2 separate regions of the Homo sapiens genome follow, and region 2 is linked to region 1. Evidence: read pairs that join two places in POLR2A ChIA-PET (ENCODE). Cell type or tissue: A673. All regions are shown on one strand. Each heading gives the region's core, and the rest is flanking DNA. Links, peaks and the distances in the headings are about the cores only. Region 1 holds the start of UTS2R (urotensin 2 receptor). Region 2 holds the start of HEXD-IT1 (HEXD intronic transcript 1).

What was found. Peaks named below come from ENCODE experiments on the same cell type or tissue, not always from the same donor. Only the 100,000 strongest peaks of a DNase experiment are listed, where the experiment ranks them.
Region 2: POLR2A ChIA-PET joins it to region 1 with 13 read pairs; 11 of 35 experiments call an interaction of 5 or more read pairs at or near these places.

What each region holds. Positions count from the first base shown.
Region 1 is chr17:82,361,777-82,372,612 of GRCh38, reverse strand. It overlaps TEX19 (testis expressed 19), which reads right to left. Exons shown (of 2, transcript NM_207459.4): 2 at 8,838-10,733. The coding sequence starts at 10,462. The coding sequence ends at 9,968. UTS2R (urotensin 2 receptor) reads right to left here and starts at 848. Exons shown (of 3, transcript NM_018949.3): 1 at 566-848; 2 at 1-15. RefSeq lists an enhancer at 8,893-9,671. In A673, for the core only: no CTCF peak of the experiment used is centred there; a DNase peak (open chromatin) is centred at 4,602.
Region 2 is chr17:82,419,130-82,429,965 of GRCh38, reverse strand. HEXD (hexosaminidase D) reads right to left here. Exons shown (of 13, transcript NM_001330542.2): 2 at 10,083-10,217; 3 at 5,463-5,572; 4 at 1,321-1,408. The coding sequence starts at 10,166. It overlaps HEXD-IT1 (HEXD intronic transcript 1), which reads right to left and starts at 4,641. Exons shown (of 1, transcript NR_170223.1): 1 at 3,362-4,641. It overlaps LOC124904091 (a long non-coding RNA gene), which reads left to right. Exons shown (of 3, transcript XR_007065958.1): 1 at 1-532; 2 at 2,456-2,590; 3 at 3,514-4,054. RefSeq lists an enhancer at 5,148-5,983. In A673, for the core only: a CTCF peak has its summit at 5,231 (motif pointing right); a DNase peak (open chromatin) is centred at 5,215; H3K4me3 peaks cover 602 bases.

The DNA.
Region 1 (10,836 bases), core at 2,633-7,632:
CAGCGCGGTGGTGGGCTGAAGAAACAAGACACAGGAGGCTGCCTGATTCCACGAGCCACGCTGAATTTAGGCCGAACACTCATGGCTGCGCAGGGAGCAGTCTTGGCTGGGGTGGGGAGTTGTCAACAGGTGGGGGCGCTGGGGGCCTTCCAGGGCCTGGAAATGTGCCCTGTCCGCCCTTTCCCACCAGGCCGAGCAGCTCCCAGCTCCATCTGTCCAGGGGACCCTCACCCCCTTGCTGCCCCCACCCAGGGCATTTCCAGAGCCCTCACCCAGGGGACGGCGCAGAAGCCGAGGGTGCACCGGGCTCCCCAGTTGTGCGCGAGCCCGAGTCACGGGCAGGGGGACAGCGGCCGCCGGGCCGCTAGGATTGCTCCAGGGTCGCTAGGGGGGAAGGGGAGGGGCCGAAAGTTCCACGGCACGGGAGAAGCCGCCTCGCTGGACCCCGCTCCCCTCGCCCAGGGTGGGTTCCCACCGCGAAACCCCGGCCCAGCCCTGCGGAGGGCCCCGAAGGGCACAGACCCGGCAGTCCCCGCGCGCTCCCGGTCACCCACCGAGGACCCACCTGCCTCCGGTCACTGAGCGGCCAGACCTGCCCGCCGAGCCTGGGGTCGCGCGTGGGGGCAGCCGCTCGCGGCTCCAAACTCCTCGCGCAGCGGGGCCGCGGGGAACTTTCCGAGGCGCGCTCCCCTGTCCCAGCGCAGAGGGGGCGCGAGGGGCTCCGCGGTGGCCTCGGCTTCCAGAGCACACGGCAGGGGCGCCCGCCAGTCCCGCCACCAAAGCCGCGCCCCCCGCCCCGCGCCGGGTCTCTGCGCCGCCGCCACCTGCCCGCCGCCAGCTGGGAATGCGCCGCGCCCCGCGCCAGGGCCCGGTATTAAAATAACCCCAGCGGGCAGCAGGCGCGCGGAGGGGACGGCGCCGGGTGTCTAGGGGGCGGCGCTGACCGCGCGGCGCCGGGAAGACGCGGGGGTCGCGGGGCCGCAGCGGGGTCGGCGGAGGGTCCCAGGCGGGTCTCGCGTCTGCGTCTGCGGAGCGAAGCTGCCTCCAGCCCGGCTGCCCCAAGGCTGACCCCGCAGCCCCTCTTGGGTTCTCCGCCTCCAGCGTTCACCCCTGCGCCCCTCACGCCCGTGTTTGCAGGGCACGGAGCCTGGGATTCTCCGTGTCCACCAAGCCCTGGACCCGCCCGCGCGCAGGTGGGGGGCAGGAACACCCCTAAACCCCGAGAGGGTCATAGAAAGGAGGTAAGGGAGGGAGGGAGTCACCCGCCCAGGCGGGGACGGGCTCTTTGGGGGCCTTGACCCCGCCCCTGTTGCGGGTCTCCCACAGATGCTCTTAGAAGCCCACGCAGCCTCTCCAGGCCTCGGCAGGGACTCGTGGTGGCCACATCCACGGAAGTGACGCTGGGAGCTGCAGGGCCCCGCGGGGTAGGAGGAAGGACCCCACAGCCTCACCCTCGAGCCCCTGAGCTGGGTGCTGGCCCCCACTCGGTTTCACTTGCTGCTCGGAGGTAGGATGTGGGCCTTCACTCATGCTGAACCCCTGAAAGAAAAAGACACAGAACATTAATAAATTAGACTAGAGGAGAGCTGGAGAGCTGTGAACACGGGGTCTAAAGGGCCCCCAGCGAGGAGCTGGCCTCGCCCACTCCACTCCGCCCGGGGCTCATCTGCTGCCTGAGGCCGCGGACCGGCCCCTAAAGCTGAAGGGGTTCTGCTGGGGGAGAGGAGGTGGCCAAGTGTGAATGGCCGAGAGGCTCCTGCAATCAGCTGGATCCGGGGGAGCCCCAGATGCCCACCAGTCCCCTCCGTGGGACGTTTGCCACGTGCTGGGGAGGCGAGGCTGGGCTGGAGAGGGCGGGAAAAGTCCCTCTGGTCTCCGAGCGTCCGCTGGACGGAGCAAGGGTCACACAATAAGACAGTTCATTCTCTGTGAGCTGAAAACAGCCGAACTGAAACCAAATACAGCTGCAGCTTCCGACCCGAAAGGGGAGCAGCTCATCCTGCCTGTGCGCGGGAGGAAAGGGGGTGGAAGGCTGCCTCCGACGTGATGGTTCTGTGAGAGCTGATTACTAAGCTGGAGTCTAGGGGCTAGGGCTGGGGAAAAGCACTCAGGACCCAGAATGCCTGCTCCAAGAATTAAATTTCCCGCAAGCCAGCTGCCGAAACGATCTGCTGTCACCTCAGCCAGTTCACCGAGTAGCTGCTGAAACGACCTGCCCTGACACGAACACCGGGTTTTTTATTTTTTATTTTATTTTTTTATTATTTATTTATTTATTTTTTTGAGATGGGGTCTCACTCTTTCACCCGGGCTGGAGTGCAGTGGTGCGATCTCGGCTCACTGCAACCTCGGCTCACTGCAACCTCCACCTCCCAGGCTCAAGCAATTCTCCTGCCTCAGCCTCCCAAGTAGCTGGGATTACAGGCACCCGCCACCACACCCAGCTAATTTTTGTGTTTGTAGTAGACGGGGTTTCATCATGTTGGCCGGGTAGGTCTCGAACTCCTGAGCTCAGGTGATCTGCCCACCTCAGCCTCCCAAAGTGCTAGGATTACAGGCGTGAGCCACCGTGCCTGGCCTCCAGTGCTGGTTTTACCACTGAGGCCACTCGCCTGAGCTTGCCAGCTCCCCCGAACTACCAGTGCCAACGGGCTTTCTTTCAAAGCAATAGATAACGTTTCTCTTTCCAAAAGAATCCCGATTTTCTTTTGTTCTTGAACATACCGAATTGAAATTCTTCCTAAAATTAAACATTAAACTTAAAGATTTGTCTGTATATTTGGACTTTGACAGTTGCTATGTATAAAATGCTTCAGCAAGGAAATAATAATCTGATTATTGTTTCCTTGCTGCTTCATATCTTATGTGATCCATAATTGATGGGGGAAAAATAGCCGATAGAAGCAGGTCCATATGTGACACAAGTATTGGAATTAGCAGACCAGGAGTTTCTGTTTTACAAAAACTGTTACAAATATAGTAAAGCAAGCAGAAGAACCTGGGCAACATGCATGAAAAGATGGAAATTTTCACCAGAAAATGGGAATGTATTTCTTTCTTTATTTGAGACAGGGTCTCGCTCTAAGGTCTAGCCTAGGCTCGCCCAGGCTGGAGTGCAGGGGTGTGATCATGGCTCACCGCAGCTTTCTTTGACTTCCTACACTCAAGCAATTCTCCTACCTCCCGAGTAGCTGGGACTACAGACATGCACCGCTACACTACACTTGGCTAATTTTTGTATTTTTTGTAGAGACAAGTTTCACCATGTTGCCCAGCCACTACGCCCAACCCCATTTGACTCTTTTATTAGAAATTCCCAGGCTGGGCACTGTGGCTAACACCTGTAATCCCAGCACTTTTTTTTTTTTTTTTTTTTTTGAGATGGAGTCTCACTCTGTCGCCCAGGCTGGAGTGCAGTGGCGTGATCTTGACTCACTGCAACCTCCGCCTCCCAGGTTCAAGCAATTCTCTGCCTCAGCCTCCCGAGTGACTGGGATTACAGGTGCCCACCACCACACCCAACTAATTTTTGTATTTTTTTTTTTTTTTTTGAGACAGAGTCTCGCTGGTCGCCCAGGCTGGAGTGCAGTGGCGCAATCTCGGCTCACTGCAAGCTCTGCCTCCCGGGTTCATGCCATTCTCCTGCCTCAGCCTCCCGAGTAGCTGGGACTACAGGTGCCCACCACCGTGCCTGGCTAATTTTTTGTATTTTTAGTAGAGACGGGGTTTCACTGTGTTAGCCAGGATGGTCTCGATCTCCTGACCTCGTGATCCGCCCGCCTCGGCCTCCCAAAGTGCTGGGATTACAGGTGCCCACCACCGCTCTCAGCCTAATTTTTGTATTTTTAGTAGAGATGGGCTTTCACTATCTTGGCCAGGCTGGTCTTGAACTCCTGACCTCGTGATCTGCCCACCTCGGCCTCCCAAAGTGCTAGGATTACAGGCATGAGCCACCGCACCCGGCCAATCCCAGTACTTTTGAAAACTGAGGCAGGATGATCACTCGAGTCTAGAAGTTTGAGACCAGCCTGGGCACATAATGAGACCCTCCATTTCTATTTCTAAAAAAATTTTTTAAAGGGTGAAGGAAATAATGTATACAGTGGTCCATTTCCAAGACAGTGTGCCTTGAATCGGCTTAGGTCAGCAAACTACAGAAGAACAGGATATACTAGGCCCCAGCTTGGATAGTGGATGCCTGCTTGTCGGCCTCATCCACTCCCTTTTAACCCCCTCTTAGTTGCCCTCACCCAAATCAAAGAAGTTTAAGATGAAATTTTACTAGCCTGCAAAATAGCTGGTTTGATCTATTCTTATCAGCCTGCCCAGCTACTTAGGTCATAAGTCAAATACTTAAAGAGCCCCTGAGCTAACTAGGATTGCAATGCATTGTGGGCTGCAACAAAATGCAGCAGGACAACCCTGAAGAAAACACCTACAGCACCTGCCCAACAACCAATAGGCGACATCCGGGAAGATTGTGACCCGAGAGTACTCAGCCTATGAGGAACCTGGGGAGGGACCTGCACCCTGCAGCCCCTGCCCAACAACCAATAGGCGACATGCAGGAAGACTGTGATCCCCTAGTACTCAGCCTATGAGGAAGCTGGGGAGGGACCTGTGCCCTACAGCCCCTGCCCAACAACCAATAGGCGACATGCGGGAAGACTGTGACCCCAGAGTACTCAGCCTATGAGGAACCGGGGGAGGGATCTGTGCACTAGGGGATAAATTGCTTGTTGAAACTGCTGGGTGTGCCTGCCCACCAGACACCCGATCTTGCCGTCATTAAAAGCCTCGCTTTCGCTGTTCTCCAGGTCCCTGAGTCAGTTCTTTGGATTTGGACGGATGAGTTTCTTTCTCACAAGGGTCAAATGGACATTTTATAACTTTTAAAAGTACAGTATCTAAAATTCAGAAATCACAGCAGAAGAAAGAATCAGTTAACTTAAAGGTAGGTCAATAGAAATTATCCAGACACAGAAAGAGAAAAGAATGAAAAACAGAAAAGCCTGTGGAACCACACCATCAAATGATCTGACGTACATGTCACTGGAGTCCCCAGATCAACAACAGAGGAAAATGGGGCAGGAGCAATATCTGAAAAGGCAGTGGCTGAAATTTTCAAAATTGATAAGCAATGTCAACTTACAGACATTAGAATCTTAGTAAATCACAAGCAGGAAAAAACTAAAAGCAAACAACTCCAGCGCATTGTAGTAAAAAATTCCAAAAACCAAAGGTAAACAGAAACTGTAAAAATTATTGAGATTAAAAAAAAAAAAAAGACAATGCATTCAGGGAATAACAATAGGAAAGATGACTAGATCTCCTCAGAAAACCATGGAAACCGAAAGAGAATGACCTCTTTAAAGTACCAAAATAAAGAATTTTAACCAACAATTTATGTACAATAAAATATAGATACTTTCAGACAAAGCTAAGAACATTTGTCACAGCACAAAAAAATACTAAAGGAGCTCCTCAGGCTTTCCTTCTGCTGACAGAAAATGACCCCAGATAGAAACTCGGAAGTGCATGGAAAAATGAAGTGCACCAGGAAGGTAAATATGTTTGTAAATTAAAAAGATGAGGACTATGCAGCAATAGCTCTGGTGGCGCATGATGATGATAACACGTGTCAACTAATATCCAAGACAACAATAGCACCAGGTCTCTGGAGAAGGGTGAGTGAAATTACACAGTTGGAAAGCTCTTTGTTGTTGTGTAAGAATTCACATTTCAGGCCGGGCGCGGTGGCTCACACCTGTAATCCCAGCGCTTTAGTGCAAAGTGGCTCTGCCTGCCTATGATTCACTTTATGGACCATTAAATCATAAATCATAATCATAAAGCTCCCATTTTCCACAAATGTGACTTTTGAAGCTTTGCTCTGCACTTAATGGGTTCATTATGTTTTGCAATGATAATTTTTGTGAAAGAAGTACTTTCCAATTGGATTACTAAATTCTGTAGAAAATGAGGTTCCACAGACAGAGCTGGTTTCATGGGGCTCTTTTCAGGTGCCCATCCAGCCTGATGTTTGTGTTTTTCAGACTTGAAGAGGATGCTTTGTTCAGAACCCACTCCACCTCTCAGGTGCTTAGAGACCAGAGGCCCATCCTGCCGCAGACACTGGGGCAGAGATGCTTGATGAAAATAAGGGAACGTGGCCGAGCGCAGTGGCTCATATCTGTAATCCTAACACTTTGGGAGGCTGAGGTGGGAGGATCGCTTGAGCCCAGGAGTTCAAGGCCAGCCCGAGCAACATAGTGAGACCCTGTCTCTATAAAAAGAAAATAAAAATAAAAATAAATAAGGGAATAAAAGTGAGGGGTGGAGGCAGCTCAGGCTGAGTGCACCCCAGATGGAGTTAGGGAACCTCATGAGGAGCAAAGACTGGGCCGTGCAGAAACGGCCAGGCCCTCAAAGCCCCAACTAGAGCTCAGCCATCAGCCATCAGCTGCCTGGGATCCTGCCCAGGGAGCGTGGGCCCACTTCATTACCCAGAGCTGAGGGCTCTTTCTTTTGGAAGGAGGTCCCAGGGGGACACCCCTGCAGGGCCTCCCACCTCTCCCAGAGCACCTCTGCAGCTGGTGATTTCACTTTACTCTTCCAGGAGACACTTCCCTTGATGCTGCTGTTGGTATTTTCCTTTACTTTTGACCTCAGGCACCACAATTTCCCCAGTCTTGGTCTCAAACACCTCCAGATATGAGACACAGCTGGAGAGATGGTAACATGAATCAAACCAATTAGAACCTGCACGGGTCTCCAGCTGGTGGTGGCCCTATTAATTAGCAGAGAGCCTCAGACATCTGAGCAATTGCAGGGGATGAAAGGGCTTAAGCTGGCAGGAGACAACATGGAATTCCGAGCACTTCCCCTGACTTAAAGTGTCCAAGCTCGTGAAAGCTCAGACATAGGGAGAGTGAGGAGAAATGTCTAGTGTACATAATAGTCTTTTCTCAGAATCAACTTTTGGGGGCCCCCTGGGAGTCCCAACACTACAGCCTCCCTGGCCCCATGAGGCCACTTGAAAGCTGGCTAACCTTTGGGAAAAGGTTCCAGTTCAGGATTCAGGAAACCTCACGTCCTGAGTGAAGAGGCTGGATGCAGAGCTCTAGAAAGCCCCTCCAGGGATTCCAAAGGTCAGAGTCAGGGCTGGGGTGAGGGCAGAAACCCCAGAGGCCCCAGATTTCTCTTGCAAGCATACAACCAAAGGCACACGTGTGTACCACGCCATGGGGCCAAACTCCTCACCCCGTGTCATGTAACAGAGTGTGGGGGTTCCTTCCTTCTCAGCGTGCTCATTCCACTTCTTCCTGCCTTCCTGGGAGGCAAGGAGGTCAGGGGCCCCACCTCCTTCTTGAAGGACTATCATCCACATCCGTGTCTGACAGCAGCGGAGGGCCCCAATGCTGAAACTAATGGAGGGGCCTCAGCAGCAGCCAAATCCAAGGAGGCAGAGCCCTTTATCCTTCAGGTCTCTTCCTGTGGGCCTTCTTTACTATCTTCACTATCTCCATCACCATTATTACCACCACCACTATAACCATCACCACCGTCATAGCCATCATCATCATTGGCATCATCTGTCTCCTCAACATTAGCAAACTTTTTTTTTTTTTAGATGGAGTCTCACTCTCTCACCTAGGATGGAGTTCAATGGCACGATCTTGGCTCACTGCAACCTCCGCCTCCCAGGTTCAAGCGATTCTCTTGCCTCAGCCTTCCAAGTGGCTGGGATTACAGGCACGCGCCACCACGCCCAGCTAATTTTTGTATTTTTAGTAGAGACGGGATTTCACCATGTTGGCCAGGATGGTCTCGACTTCCTGACCTCGTGATCCACCCACCTCGGCCTCCCAAAGTGCTGGGATTACAGGCGTGAGCCACCGTGCCTGGCCAACATTAGCAACCTTTACATGTGGTTTGGTCTATAGACTTAAAAAAAATTTTGGGGCACATATCTATATTAATTATATGTTTGACAACACATTTTTATTGTTCAAAACATGGCTGTTCTTTAAGTATGTATTTTTATTTATTTATTTTTATTTTTTGATATAGGGTCTCACTGTTGCCCAGGCTGGAGTGTAATGGCATGATCTTGGCTCACTGCAGCGTGAACTCCCAGGCTCAAGCAATCCTCCCACCTCAGCCTTCCAAGTAGCTGGGACTACAGGCACACACCACCACGCCTGGATCATTTTTGTATTTTTTGTAGAGATAGTGTTTTGCCACGTTGCCCAGGTTGGTCTCAAACCCCTGAGCTCGTGATCCACCCGCCTCGGCCTCCCAAAGTGCCGGGATTACAGGCATGTGCCACCTCGCCTGGCCTATTTTATTTTTTGATACAGGGTCTTGCTCTGTCGCCCAGGCTGAAGTGCAGTGGTACAATCACAGCTCACTGCGGTCTTGACCTCCTGGACTCAAGCAATCCTCCTGCCTCAGCCTCCTGAGTAGATGGGACTACATGTGCATGCCACCACACCCAGCTAACTTTTTTTATTGTTAGTAGAGATGAAATCTCACTATGATGCCGAGGCTGGTTTCGAATTCCTGGGCTGACCTAATCCCAAAATGCTGGGGTTATAGGCATGTGCCACTGTGCCTGGCCCTGTATTTCTTTATAAATAATGTGAAACAAACTCCCATGATGAGCCTGGAAACCGACCAGAACCCTCATCTCTCCCGTGCTCCTCTTCCCTTCTATCCTCTGTTCCCACCATTTGGTGGGATTTCAAGCCAGCAAAGTGGCTTAGCCCAGATACTGAGAGGACAAGGATAAGGCCAATCAACAAAACTTGCTGAGGAATGACTTACACAGGAGCTTGTTTGAAAGCTTTTATGACTTTTTAAAATTAAAAACAACATATAGAGCAACAGGAATTAAATGGTTAAATTGCATCAACGGCCAACATTTAAAACCAGCTCTCCCTCCACTGTAGACCAGAGATCCTAGTGCTGCTGACAGGGTCTTGTGGCACCCCTGAGATTGTCCTGGCAAAGTCGAGAACACATCCAGGTCACCACAGATTCTGGTGTGTTCTGCAGAGCATGTGTTTTACAAGCAATGTCCCTCCCCATGGCCAAGGTGAAATAGGCACAAGTTCTGTGCCCTGCCCCCCATGTCACAAGCAGCACAACAGCCATTCAGGCCAACACATCCAGAACTATGTGACAATCAACTGGTAAGAACTTGTTTCCAGGTTATGAATATTTGTAATGCTTCCCTCTGAGGCCACAACAGGCCCTATCTCCCAGCCCCTAAAGTTGCTCCCCATGTTTCCTTTGCCAACTGCTCCCCTGGCTGTTGTGGAACAGCAATTGCTGGCCCTTCCCAGTCTCTGATGTCCTGGTGTGCCCAGGACAATGGCAGCTACATGAGCCTTAGTCTCTCAGTTCTGGGGCCCTGGACTGAGGCTGGAAACAGGGCAGCTCCCCCATGGCCGAGGCTCCTGCAACAGCCAGGCTTTCCTCAGGACCCCTGCTCTGTGTCTCAGGGGTGCTGAGATCCTGTTCTTGGCTGGAGGACTGTGGCTTACAGGCTGAGTCTCCCTTCTTGCTCTCCCTGTTGGTCCAGGGTGAATAAGAGACTATGGTGAATCCTCTTCTGCAGGGCTGAGGCTGCAGGGACCAGCTCTGCCCTGTGTCCTGTTAACGATGTTTCTAGAATGCTCAGCATCCACCAGTGCAGGTCCTGCTCTTGGGGTGCATCTTGGAGTCTCACCACCCACACTTCACCAGGCTCCAGCAGCAATTTCCAGTGCTGCCCTGGGGTCCTCAGGGCCCTGTCTGGGGTCATCTTCTGTAGGTAGATGGTATCATAGCAGCCCACCATGGAGACAAGCTGCAGGGCCAGTAACTAGGCCTCAGCCTCGGCAGGGTCCACTGCCCAGGTAATGCCCAGCTTCAACACCACGGGCTCCCCTGGGGGCAGGTCCACTTTGAGAAACCCCTGCTATGAAGGAAAGAAGCTTGGCCAGTGTGAGCAGGTAAGAAGCTCCTCAAATCTCCAGGGAAGACCCTGGGTCCAGTCAGCATCCTCAAGGCCCAGGCCCAGGGGCACAGCCTCCTGAGGCCATAGTTCAGTGGGGACAAAGTGGGGGTCCAGACCTGCATCTTCCAACCCTTCTGGGGCTGCTGCCAGGGTCCCTGGCCCCCATGCCTCAGAGCCCCCCTGCACAGGCTGTCCTGGGCTCTGCCCCCAGCTCAGCTCCATCCCTGAGGACCCCTCCTGCTCTGACTCTGCCTCAGTGTGCTCCATCAGCTCAGGGTCCCAGTTGTCTTCTTCCCAGTCCTCTGACTCCAGCAAGTCTTTAAAGTCTAGAAAGGCAGCCTTGAAGCAGGTGAAGCAAATGCTTAGCTGATCTCCATGTTGAAGCTGATACATCCAGGAGGCGTAGAGGTAGGACATGCCCTCTTCCTCATACCGCATGCTGACCGGAGGGCACATGGCCAGGCTGCCTGCCTACTGCCGGGGTGGACAGCAAGAGCTGGGCCTTCAGAGGATCTTGGACGGTCTGGCCACAGGTGCTGAGGCCAGTAGGATGCTGGGCGGCAGGGATGAAGGGGACAAGGAGCAGGAGGAGAAAGGGGTTTCCTATCCAGGGATTTGGGGTGGGGTGGATGACCTGGGTCCCAGCTCAGTGGGGACCTGCAGAGGGTGGAAGCTTGAACTTCTGGAAATGTCTTCAGCTTCTGCAGTTGCTGTGGTCTCAGGAGAGCTGGAAAGGCAAAGGAAGGGAGGTTAGGCACCCCCAGCAGGCAGGGTGGGGGCAAACTGTGGGGACCAGCAGGGGCAGGGATGTTGGGGTTCAGACTGGCCCT
Region 2 (10,836 bases), core at 2,430-7,429, 58 kb before region 1:
CTGGAGGAGGGCCCTCAATGGAAGCGACCAGCAGGCAGCTGGGGATGAGGGTCTGTAACCCAGGAGGTCTGGAGTTGCTGAGGTGCAGACAGAAGAGGAAGAGGAAGACGAAGAGGAGGACAAAGAGAAAGCAGGAGCAGAAATGGCACCATCTAGAGAGAGAGTGGGAGGTGGGGACAGGGACCGAGAGGAGCCCTGGGGACCGCCAGCTACAGAGAGACAAATGCAAATGGATATCGAGGAGGTGCAGTCAGAGGCAGAGGGAAGCCAGAAAGTGTGGGGCTCAGGAGAGCGGCTGGGGATGCCAGAAGCTACCGAGGGGCCCAGCAGGAAAGGACTAAAACCGTCCCTGGACTTAGTGACCTGGAGGACCCTGGCGGCCTTGGCAGAGACATTCTGTGGATACGTGGCAGGAGGCTAAGAGCGCAGGCCGGGTCCCAGAGCAGAGTACGATGGAGAGAATCAACTAGAAAGGCTGGAGGACCGAGCTGTGGGAAGGAACTCCGGTGGCACGCCCAGAACACCGACATGTGTAAGTGAAAACAACCTTCTTACCCGCGGTGTGTGGAAATAGAAGCCAGAATGGTGTATCTGTTAGAGAAATAAATGGAACCTAAGAGCCATTAAATCGGTGTGGTGGTTAATGCCGCATCACTTCCTGTTTGATGCAGACAGGAAAAAGAATATGTGTATATATATATTTTTTGAGACGGAGTCTTGCTCTGTCACCCAGGCTGGAGTGCAGTGGTGCGATCTTGGCTCATGGCAACCTCTGCCTCCTGCGTTCAAGTGATTCTCCTGCCCCAGCCTCCCGAGCAGCTGGGACTACAGGTGCCCGCCACCATGCCTGGCTAATTTTTGTATTTTTAGTAGAGACGGGGTTTCGCCATGTTGGTCAGGCTGGTCTCGAACTCCTGACCTCAGGTGATCCACCAGCCTCGGCCTCCCAAAGTGCTGGGATTACTACTGGTGTGAGCCACCGCACCTGGCCTGAAAAGCACCTTTTCTTTCCCTAATACTGTGTTTTACCTCACATAATAATATTCTGATGAATACAAGTGAAAAAGGAAACTGCCTCCAGGACCCCTTTTCTGGCTCTTTCCTTCCATTCCTCAGGCAGACAGGCAGCCCCAACCTGCAGCTCTGGCCGAGTCAGGCAGGGACTTCCTAGACCAAAGGCCTTTCCATGTTGTGCTGAGCTGCGCTGCCTGCACCCCAACCATGGGCCCGCTGCACCCACCCCTGGGCACAAGCCTGGCCCAGCCTGCAGCCCCTGGACCCCACACCTGGCACCAGGTAACTTCCATTTCTGCCACTCACCTCCATGTGTCCAAATGTCTGCACCAAGGGAATCACCTCCAGCTCATTGAGTCCAGCCAGATGCAAGATCTCTTTGATTTCAGAGGGGCTGGAGAGACAAAATTCATAGAGAGAGGGTCATGTGAGCAGCACGTGACTTCCACACCCACCCCCCCAGCCCTTCCTCATCAGGCCCTGGGGGGCTCTCCGGGAAACAGTAAGGCCCTAAACTCCACAAAGCTTGACAGGTATCCTGATTTCTGGAAAGGTACCTGCTCCAAAATTTGGGAAGATGATGTTCTAGCACGTCCTCAAGTAATGGTTCGCTTTTCAACCCACGACAAGAGAATGAAGTCATCACATTTTACAAGAAACTACTCAAGGCCAGGCACAGTGGCTCACGCCTGTAATCTCAGCACTTTGGGAGTCCAAGGCCAGCAGACCACTTGAGGTCAGGAGTTCGAGACCAGCCTGGCCAACATGATGAAACCCCGTATCTACTAAAAATACAAAAATTAGCCAGGCCTGGTGGTATGTACCTGTAATCCCAGCTACTCGGGAGGCTGAGGCAGGAGAATCACTTGAACCCGGGAGGCAGAGTTCGCGGTGAGCCAAGATCGCACCACTGCACTCCAGCCTGGGAGACAGAACAAGACTCTGTCTCAAAAAAAAATAAAAATGCTACAGAAGGTGCCACACTCCATCCAGAGCCGGGTCAGCAGCTGCCCGAGGGCAGGTCCACCACAGGGTCCTCAACCTGAAACAATCCTGGGGCGCCCGTCCTCTGCAGAAGGGCCACATCCTGGGAAGGGCTGACTGCCCCGGGTCGACCTCTTCGTTTTTCACAAGCTTTACATGAGCTGTCATTTATGAATTTATCTAAAAAAAAGCTATTTCTAGTTTTTGTATGTGTTTGAACCATCTTAGGCTAATCCGTTCTATAGATTTATGAGTTACATAAAGTCTTTAAACATTCCTGTTTCAAGCTTCGAAGGAACCCTGGTACTTTACTTTTTCACATCAAAAGACAAAATGTCTTCACTGTAGGAAGAAAACTAGAAGAGTATGAAGAAAATGCAAACCCCTGATCATGTCATCGCACTTGATCATCTCATCGCACCTGATCATCTCATCGCACCTGATTATCTCATTGCAGGCCAACACCCTGGCTCACCGTTCATCACTTCTGGTCTAACCACATGTGGGCTGCATGGGGTGCAGGCATTTTGGAGTTTTGACACATGGAACCGAAGTCCTTCCAGAACAGATGTCATATTATGTTCATCAGCAGGTAGTTTTCCTCTTTCTCATTCTCATCAACACAGTCTTTACAATTTTTCATTTATTTTATTTATTATTATTTTGAGACAGAGTCTTGCTCTGTCACCCAGGCTGGAGTGCAGTGGCGCGATCTCGGCTCACTGCAACTTCTGCCTCCTGAGTTCATGCAATTCTCCTTCCTCAGCCTCCTGAGTAGCTGGGATTACAGGTGCGCACCACCACACCCAGCTAATTTTTTTTTTTTTTTTTTGAGACGGAGTCTAGCTCTGTCGCCCAGGCTGGAGCGCAGTGGCGCAATCTCAGCTCACTGCAAGCTCTGCCTCCTGGGTTCCCGCCATTCTCCTGCCTCAGCCTCCCGAGTAGCTGGGACTACAGGCGCCCACCACTATGCCTGGCTAATTTTTTATATTTTTAGTAGAGACGGGGTTTCACCTGTGTTAGCCAGGATGGTCTCGATCTCCTGATCTTGTGATCCGCCTGCCTCGGCCTCCCAAAGTGCTGGGATTACAGGCGTTAAGCCACCGCGCCTGGCCACGCCCAGCTAATTTTTGTATTTTTTTTGGTAGAGACAGGATTTTGCCATGTTGGTCAGGCTGGTCTCAAACTCCTGACTTCATGATCCGCCTGCCTCAGCCTCCCAAAGTGCTGGGATTACAGGCGTGAGCCACAGCGCCCAGCCCAAGTCTTATAATTTTTAAAAAAGGCTTACCAGTTTGGTAGCCAGGATGGTGTTGCATTATTGATTTAGTTTCTTTGATTTGAGTACTATGAGGGTTTAACATTTTCTTTCTTTCTTTCCTTTTCTTTTGAGACAGGCTCTGGCTCTGTTGCCCAGGTTGGAGTGCAGTGGCGCCATCTCAGCTCACTGCAGCCTCTGGGTCCTGGGTGTTAATCCAAACTGCACCATTTTGTAAGCCCCCTGCTGTTTTCCAGACCCAGGTTGAAGTGAAACATTCCACGGGGTTTGGGCTGTGAGGAACATCCTGCCCAACATCCTGACCACACGGCCCAGGAACATCCCGACCACCCGACCACACGGCCCAGGAACATCCCGAACATACCTTGCTGGGCAAAGGCCCAGCTGAAGGAACATCCTGATCATATTCTGCTGGGAACAAGGACCCAACTGCCTCATCATGGGAACATCTCTCAACATCTTCCCAGGCAGAAGCCCTACTGCCCAAACCCCTCCCGTCCAGGCCTGTAAGTACCCCAGCCTGTAAGCGGCGGTGGGCTCTGGCATTAAGCTGGTCCCCCCTCTGTAGGTTTCTGCACTATACCTCTGTTGCTGTAGAGACGCCCTCTCTCTCTCTGTCTTTCTTTAACCCTCGCCTTCCCTTTAAAAAAACCTAACACCAGGCTCAAGCCATCCTCCTATCTCAGCCTCCTGAGTAGCTTGGACTACAGCCCCATGCCACTATCCATGGCTATTTTTTGCATTTTATGTAGAGATGGGGTTTCACCATGTTGCCCAGGCTGGTCTCGAACTCCTGAGCTCAAGTGATCCACCCACCTCGGCCTCCCAAAGTGCTGGGATTATAGGCGTGAGCCACTGCACCCGGCCTAATTTTTGTATTTCACATAGAGATGGGGTTTTACCATGTTACCCAGGCTGGTCTCAAACTCCTGAGCTCCAGTGATCTGCCCACCTTGGCCTCCCAAATTGCTGGGATTACAGGCGTGAGCCACTGCTCCTGGCCTTCACATTTTCTTATATGCTTATTGGCCTTTTTTGTTTCTTCCTTTGGGATTGGCCAGTTAATGTCCATTGTGCATTTATCTTTGGGGCCGTTATTGATTTTCACAGAGACCTGTGATTTTAGCATTAAGCAGGGGCCTCCCATCTCCACCACACCTGATTTTATTGATTTTGATTCTCTCCCCTTTAATTCTTCTCTTCTCTAACTCAAGGCTCAACTGTGGCCTGAAGAGCAGCCCCTCCCTGCGCGGAGGCCTCCTCCAGCATCCTCCAGCCTTCTCTAGCTCAGCCTTCTACAGCCTCCTCCAGCCTTCTCCAGCCTCCTCTGACCTTCCCTGGCCTCCTCCAGCCTTCTCTAGCCCAGCCTTCTCTGGCCTTCTCTAACCTTATCTAGCCTTCTCTAACCTCTAGCCCAGCCTTCTCCAGCCTTCTCCAGCCTTCTCTAGCCTCCTCCGGCCTTCTCTAGCCCAGCCTCCTCCAGCCTCCTCCAGCCTTCTCCGGCCTCCTCCAGCCTCCTCCAGCCTTCTCTAGCCTCCTCCAGCCTTCTCCAGCCTTCTCTGGCCTCCTCCAGCCTCCTCCGGCCTTCTCTAGCCCAGCCTCCTCCAGCCTTCTCCAGCCTTCTCCAGCCTTCTCTGGCCTCCTCCAGCCTCCTCCAGCCTTCTCTAGCCTCCTCCAGCCTTCTCCGGCCTTCTCTAGCCCAGCCTTCTCTGGCCTTCTCTAACCTTCTGTAGTCCAGCCTTCTCCAGCCTTCTCCAGCCTTCTCTAGCCTTCTCCAGCTTTCTCTAGCCTTCTCTAGCCCAGCCTTCTCTGGCCTTCCTTCTCTGGCCTTCTCTAACCTTCTCTAACCTTCTCTAACCTTCTGTAGTCCAGCCTTCTCCCATCAACAGAAGAAACGCCTGCAGGACAGAGACAGGAACTGCAGCTCTTCCCTGTAGGGGGCGCTGCTGATGCTTACTTTCCCTTTAAATGTTTCAAAATTCTCTCCAGTGAATGTTTGAAATGAAACTTTGTTTTCATACAATTAAAGAGATGAATTTAAAAAGACAAAAAAGGAATGTACCCACCACTGTTCAGTTCCTGACTGTGCCACCCGCACCTCCAGGTTGCTGCTCCTCCTGCCCTGCGGAACCCCCCCTTCCCCGCTTTCACGCCGCGCCCCTGTACCTGCCACGGGCAGTGTTACCTGTAGGCGTACTTGGCCCTCAGCAGCCTCAGAGGGCCCTCGTAGGGAAACATGTCTTCATACTCAATGAGGAGGCCGTTTGCACCTAGCGCACGGAACAGAGGAAAAATCTGGGGGGTAAACAGGGAGGGGTTAGGAAGAAGTGGCTGCTGGAGCACGATGTGGCAAGTCCACAGCAGGGAGACGCCTTCCCTTTCAGCCTGTGGAGACTGTGGGAGTTGCTACTTCTATTTCTCCTGGGAACCTTAAATCCGGAATGTGTACTTTACGTTATGCCAAATGAAACTCCCCGTTCCAGTGACTATTTTGCACAGAAGGGGAGATATGCTATGAAACAGGGCTGCTACTCAACGCGCTGGTGGCTCAGCTTGGGAGGGACGGGTCCGGCCAGCAGGGAGCCACCAAGAAGCAGCTCTTCATGCACGGCGGCCCAGCAAGGCAGCCAGGCTGAGGGGCACCAGCAAGGCATGGGGGACAGGGCAGCCAGGCTGAAGGAGAATGGCAAGGCATGGGGGACGGGGCAGGAGGAGCCGGGGCAGGGGGAGCAGGGCTCTGAAGGGTTGGGGTCAGCACCTGGGGGAGGTGAGAGAGGGGTGCAGAACTCATTCGTTCCTGGTCTGTACTCATGGGGTCCCTTCCCCCTTATTCTCCTCCCCACTTCCTTGTCTTTCTCTCTTTTTTTTTTTTTTTTGAGATGGAGTCTCGCTCTCTCGCCCAGGCTGGAGTGGAGTGGCGTGATCTTGGCTCGTTGCAACCTCTGCCTCCCGGGTTCAAGCGATTCTCCTGCCCCAGCCTCCCGAGTAGCTGGGATTACAGGCGCCCGCCCCGATGCCCAGCTAATTTTTGTATTTTTAGTAGAGACGGGGTTTCACCATGTTGGCCAGGCTGGTCTCGAACTCCTGACCTCAGGTAATCTGCCCCTCGGCCTTCCAAAATGCTGGGATTACAGGTGTGAGCCACTGTGCCCGGCCTCTCTCTTTTTTTTAACAGATGGGGTCTCACTCTGTTGCCCAGGCTGGAGCGTGCTGGCATGATCATGGCTCGCTGCAGCACCCAACTCCTGGGCTCAAGTGATCCTCCAGCCTCAGCCTTCCAAGGAGCTGGGACTACAGGCACATGCTAGGCCTCCTGGATGACACACATGCAGGAGAACTAAGGAGCCCCAGCTGACAGTTGGGATGAACTGCCGGACATGGAAGGCCACGCGGACCATCAGAGGTTTCTAGATGTTACGGGGCTGTGACCACCTGAGGGCACCTCGGTCAGAAAAGCAGAATCACGCAGCCAACCCACAGAAACACAAGGGGTGATGAATGGGGACCTCAAGTTTGGGGAGATCTGTCACGCAGCAACAGATGATGGAAACAGGGACTCCAGCTGTGTGTAAGTTGGATCTTCTTTGCCTATATTCAATTGTCAGAACGCCTTTCCTTTCTTTTTTTTTTTGAGATGGAGTTTTGCTCTTGTCCCCCAGGATGGAGTGCAGTGGCACGATCTCAGCTCACCACAACCTCCGCCTCCCGGGTTCAAGCAATTCTCCTGCCTCAGTCTCCCGAGTAGCTGAGATTACAGGCACCTGACACCACGCCTGGCTAATTTTTGTATTTTTAATAGAGACAGGGTTTCACCATGTTGGTCAGGCTGGTCTCGAACTCCTGACCTCAGGTGATCCACCCTCCTCAGCCTCCCAAAGTGCTGGGATTATAGGCATGAGCCACCGCGCCTGGCCCAAGTCAAAATGCCTCTTCATCAGCTGTATGTAAGTTCAGTCTTCTTTGCCATATTCAATTTGTCAGAACGCCTTTTCATCTCTGTTTGCTTTTTTCTTTTCTGTCATCTGTTTCCAAATACTGCACTTTCCATGGTGTCTACTCACTTGTACACTTCTTATAGTTTAGTCTTCATTAAAAACATTGTTTTTTCCTTATAATTCATTTCTGAGCTCCACAGGCAATTTTTTACAACCTCCTTTTGTCTGATTACCACATTTCTGGGCTTTTTTTTTTTTAGACTGAGTCTTGCTCTATCGCCCAGGCTGGAGTGCAGTGGCACGATCTTGGCTCACTGCAACCTCCACCACCCAGGTTCAGGTGATTCTCATGCCTCAGCCTCCCAAGTAGGTGGGATTACAGTTGTGAGCCGCTGAGCCTGGCCTGGGCTTTTCTATTTCTGATTTATGCTGTTCTTTCACAGCTTCCGTCATCTTCTGAGTATCTTTTATCTTGTTATGAAATATTATGGAACAGTGTTTCCTGCTGGGTGGGCCTGTGTGTCTGGAGCACCTTCACTGCTGCAATGCTATTCAGATCATCTTCTTTTTTCTTTTTTTTTTTTTTTGAGACAGAGTCTCACTCTTGTCACCCAGGCTGGAGCGCAGTGGCACAATCTCGGCTTACTGCAACCTCCACCTCCCAGGTTCAAGTGATTCTCCTGCCTCAGCCTCTCGAGTAGCAGGATTACAGGCGCCGCCACCACACGGGGCTAATTTTTGGTATTTTTAGTAGAGACACTGTGTTGGCCAGGATGGTCTTCATCTCCTGACCTTGTGATCCACCTTCCTCGGCCTCCCAAAGTGCTGGGATTACAGGCGTGAGCCACCGTGCCTGGCCTTCTTTTTTCTTACCTATCTTTGTATGATGTTAAACAACACTCTTTTTTGCTTCTTTTTTTCTTTTTTTGAGATGGTGTCTTGCTCTGTCACCTTGGCTGGAGTGCAGTGGCGCAATCTTGGCTCACTGCAACCTCTGCCTCCTGAGTTCAAGCAATTCTCCTGCTTCAGACTCCCAAGTAGCTGGGACTACAGGCATGTGTCACCATGCCTTGCTAATTTTTGTATTCTTAGTAGAGACGGGGTTTCTCCATGTTGCCCAGGCTGGTCACAAGCTCCTGACCTCAGGTGATCTGTCCGTCTTGGCCTCCCAAAGTGCCTGGATTACAGACGTGAGCCACCATGGCCAGCCTGTTGCTCATTTTTAAGAACAGGCTCTTGTGTTTGCAATGGTGACAGGCCAGCCTCAAGGCCCCCTCCTCTACTGCTGCCACGCGGTATTAGAAACTGCAGGCTCTGTGTAGCTGCTTCTGCAGTGTTTTTTGACCTCCACCTCTTCTGGACGCCTTTCCCCAGGACCTTTCCCTTCGCTGTTCCTGCCCAGTTCAATGTGGATGCTTTCCCTGTTTTGTCCTTAGTGGGGGGCGCTGTTCCTCTGGAAGGAAGTTTTGTTACGTATTTCTGAGAGTTTTGCAGCCTTGGGCCTCCCCTGCACCCTCCTGGATGTTTCATTACGTATTTCTGACAGCCTTGCAGCCTCGGCCTCCCCTGCACCCTCCTTTAAGTCTCTTTGCACTCAATCTCAGACGGGAGCCATTAAAACTCTGCCCCACTTCTCGCTATGGGAGACCTTTACTTACTTTTGAGGCTATTTTCTGGGTCCTCTGGTCATAGCACTGTTGGAGTTTCCCTCTTTCCTCTGTTACCTCCTGCTTGGCCACTAACCCCATACAGGTGTTATTCTGTCTGTGGTTTGGTCCCACCCACTTGTAGTTTGGGATCCATGGGGACACCCTGATACCTAATTTTGTTGAAGAGTGTCTTAGTTTTCTAGGGCTGCTGTAATAAATGACCATAAACTGGGTGGCTTGGCCGGGTGCGGTGGCTCACACCTGTAATCCTAGCACTTTGGGAGGCTGAGGCGGGTGGATCACGAGGTCAGCAGTTCAAGACCAGCCTGGCCAATGTGGTGAAACCCCGTCTCTACTAAAAATACAAAAATTAGCCAGGCATGGTGGCAGGCACCTGTAATCCCAGCTACTCCAGAGGCTGAGGCAGGAGAATTGCTTGAACCCGGGAGGTGGAGGTTGCAGTAAGCCGAGACTGCGCCATTGTACTCCAGCCTGGATGACAGAGCGAGACTCCGTCTCAAAAAACAAACAAACAACTGGGCGGCTTGACACAACAGAAATTTATTCTCTCACAGTTCTGGAGGCCCTAAGTCCAAAATCCAGGTGTCAGCAGACCCAGCTCTCCCTGAAGGCTGAAGAGGAGGACCCTTCCTTGCTTCTCTCTAGCTTCTGGTGATCGTCAGCTGTCCTCGGCATCCTGGGGTTCGTGGCACGTCATGACCATCTTGGCTGCTGGCACCGCGGGGCATCCTCCTGGGTCTTCACACTGCCTTCCCTCCGTGTGTCTCAGGCTCTAAATTTCCCTCTCCTCATAAGGATGCCAATCACTGGATTAGGGTTCACCATATTCTAGTACAACTTCATCTTATTTTGATTACATCTGCAAAGATCCTATTTCCAAATAAGGTCTCATTCACAGGTCCCAGGGGTTAAGACTTGAACATATCTTTTTGGAAAGATACACTTCAACCCAAAAGAAAGAAGCTGTGAGTTTCTTTTGTTCTCTGTCTTTTTTTTTTTTCCCTTTTGTCATCCTGGTTGTTCTGTTTTTGTGAGAGGCTATGGAGGAAATTCAAAATCAATGCTGCTGCCACCATCTTGCTCCACCGAGAACCTTGTGGTTGTGTTCTAGGTACCCGTTTCCACAGAACACTGCTCAAAACTTTAAAGAATGAAGCCAAGGCAAAAAGTAATGCTCTAGAGGTAAAAGGGAGTCCTTACCTCTGAGAGGTACGAGACCTTTGGTGGAGCTCCTTTAAGGTCTAAATGAACTAATCTCATCTGAAATGGAGTGGAACCTGACATTTCAATATTTCCTGTGAACTCCTATGGCGAAGTCTCCTTGGGGACTTCTTCCTAGTGGAGAAAATCAAGAGTTATCAACAGGGGCAGAAGCTTCTCCCTTTGCCTTTCTCCTTATACTTTCAGTTTCAGTTCTGATACTGGCCAGTTTTGATAGATTAACTTGGAGGAAACTCATTTTGCTAACATGAAAATGAACTGGAAGTCTACCTCCATGTTAAGATATAGAGACCTCTGCTATGTGTGATTTGTTGCTAAAACAAAACAGCACTAGTTTGTTTATAAGATGGTTATGATCTATAATAACACAAATAACTGCCAAACAACCTTGTTTTAAAGACCTTGTTAAACTAGATGTACTATGCTAGTGAAAACAGTCGGGCAGAAGCCTCTAAACATTTTCTTATCAGGCCGCACAATATGATGCTTCTGTAGGAAATTTATCCAAATTTTAGGTAATATTAAAACTAATTTGTATTTCTAGAGCTCAGATCAGCTTGATTATAAAGAGGAAGAAACTGCAAAACTGACTCCAGGTTGGAGAAAACTGTCTAGGATTTAAGGTAAGCTGATAATTTTGAAAAAGCCCCCAAGTGCATCAGAGCTGACCGTAGTATTATACTGAATAAAGGCGGCATCCAAGGGATAACGAAGCAGCTGGGGAAGGGTAAAA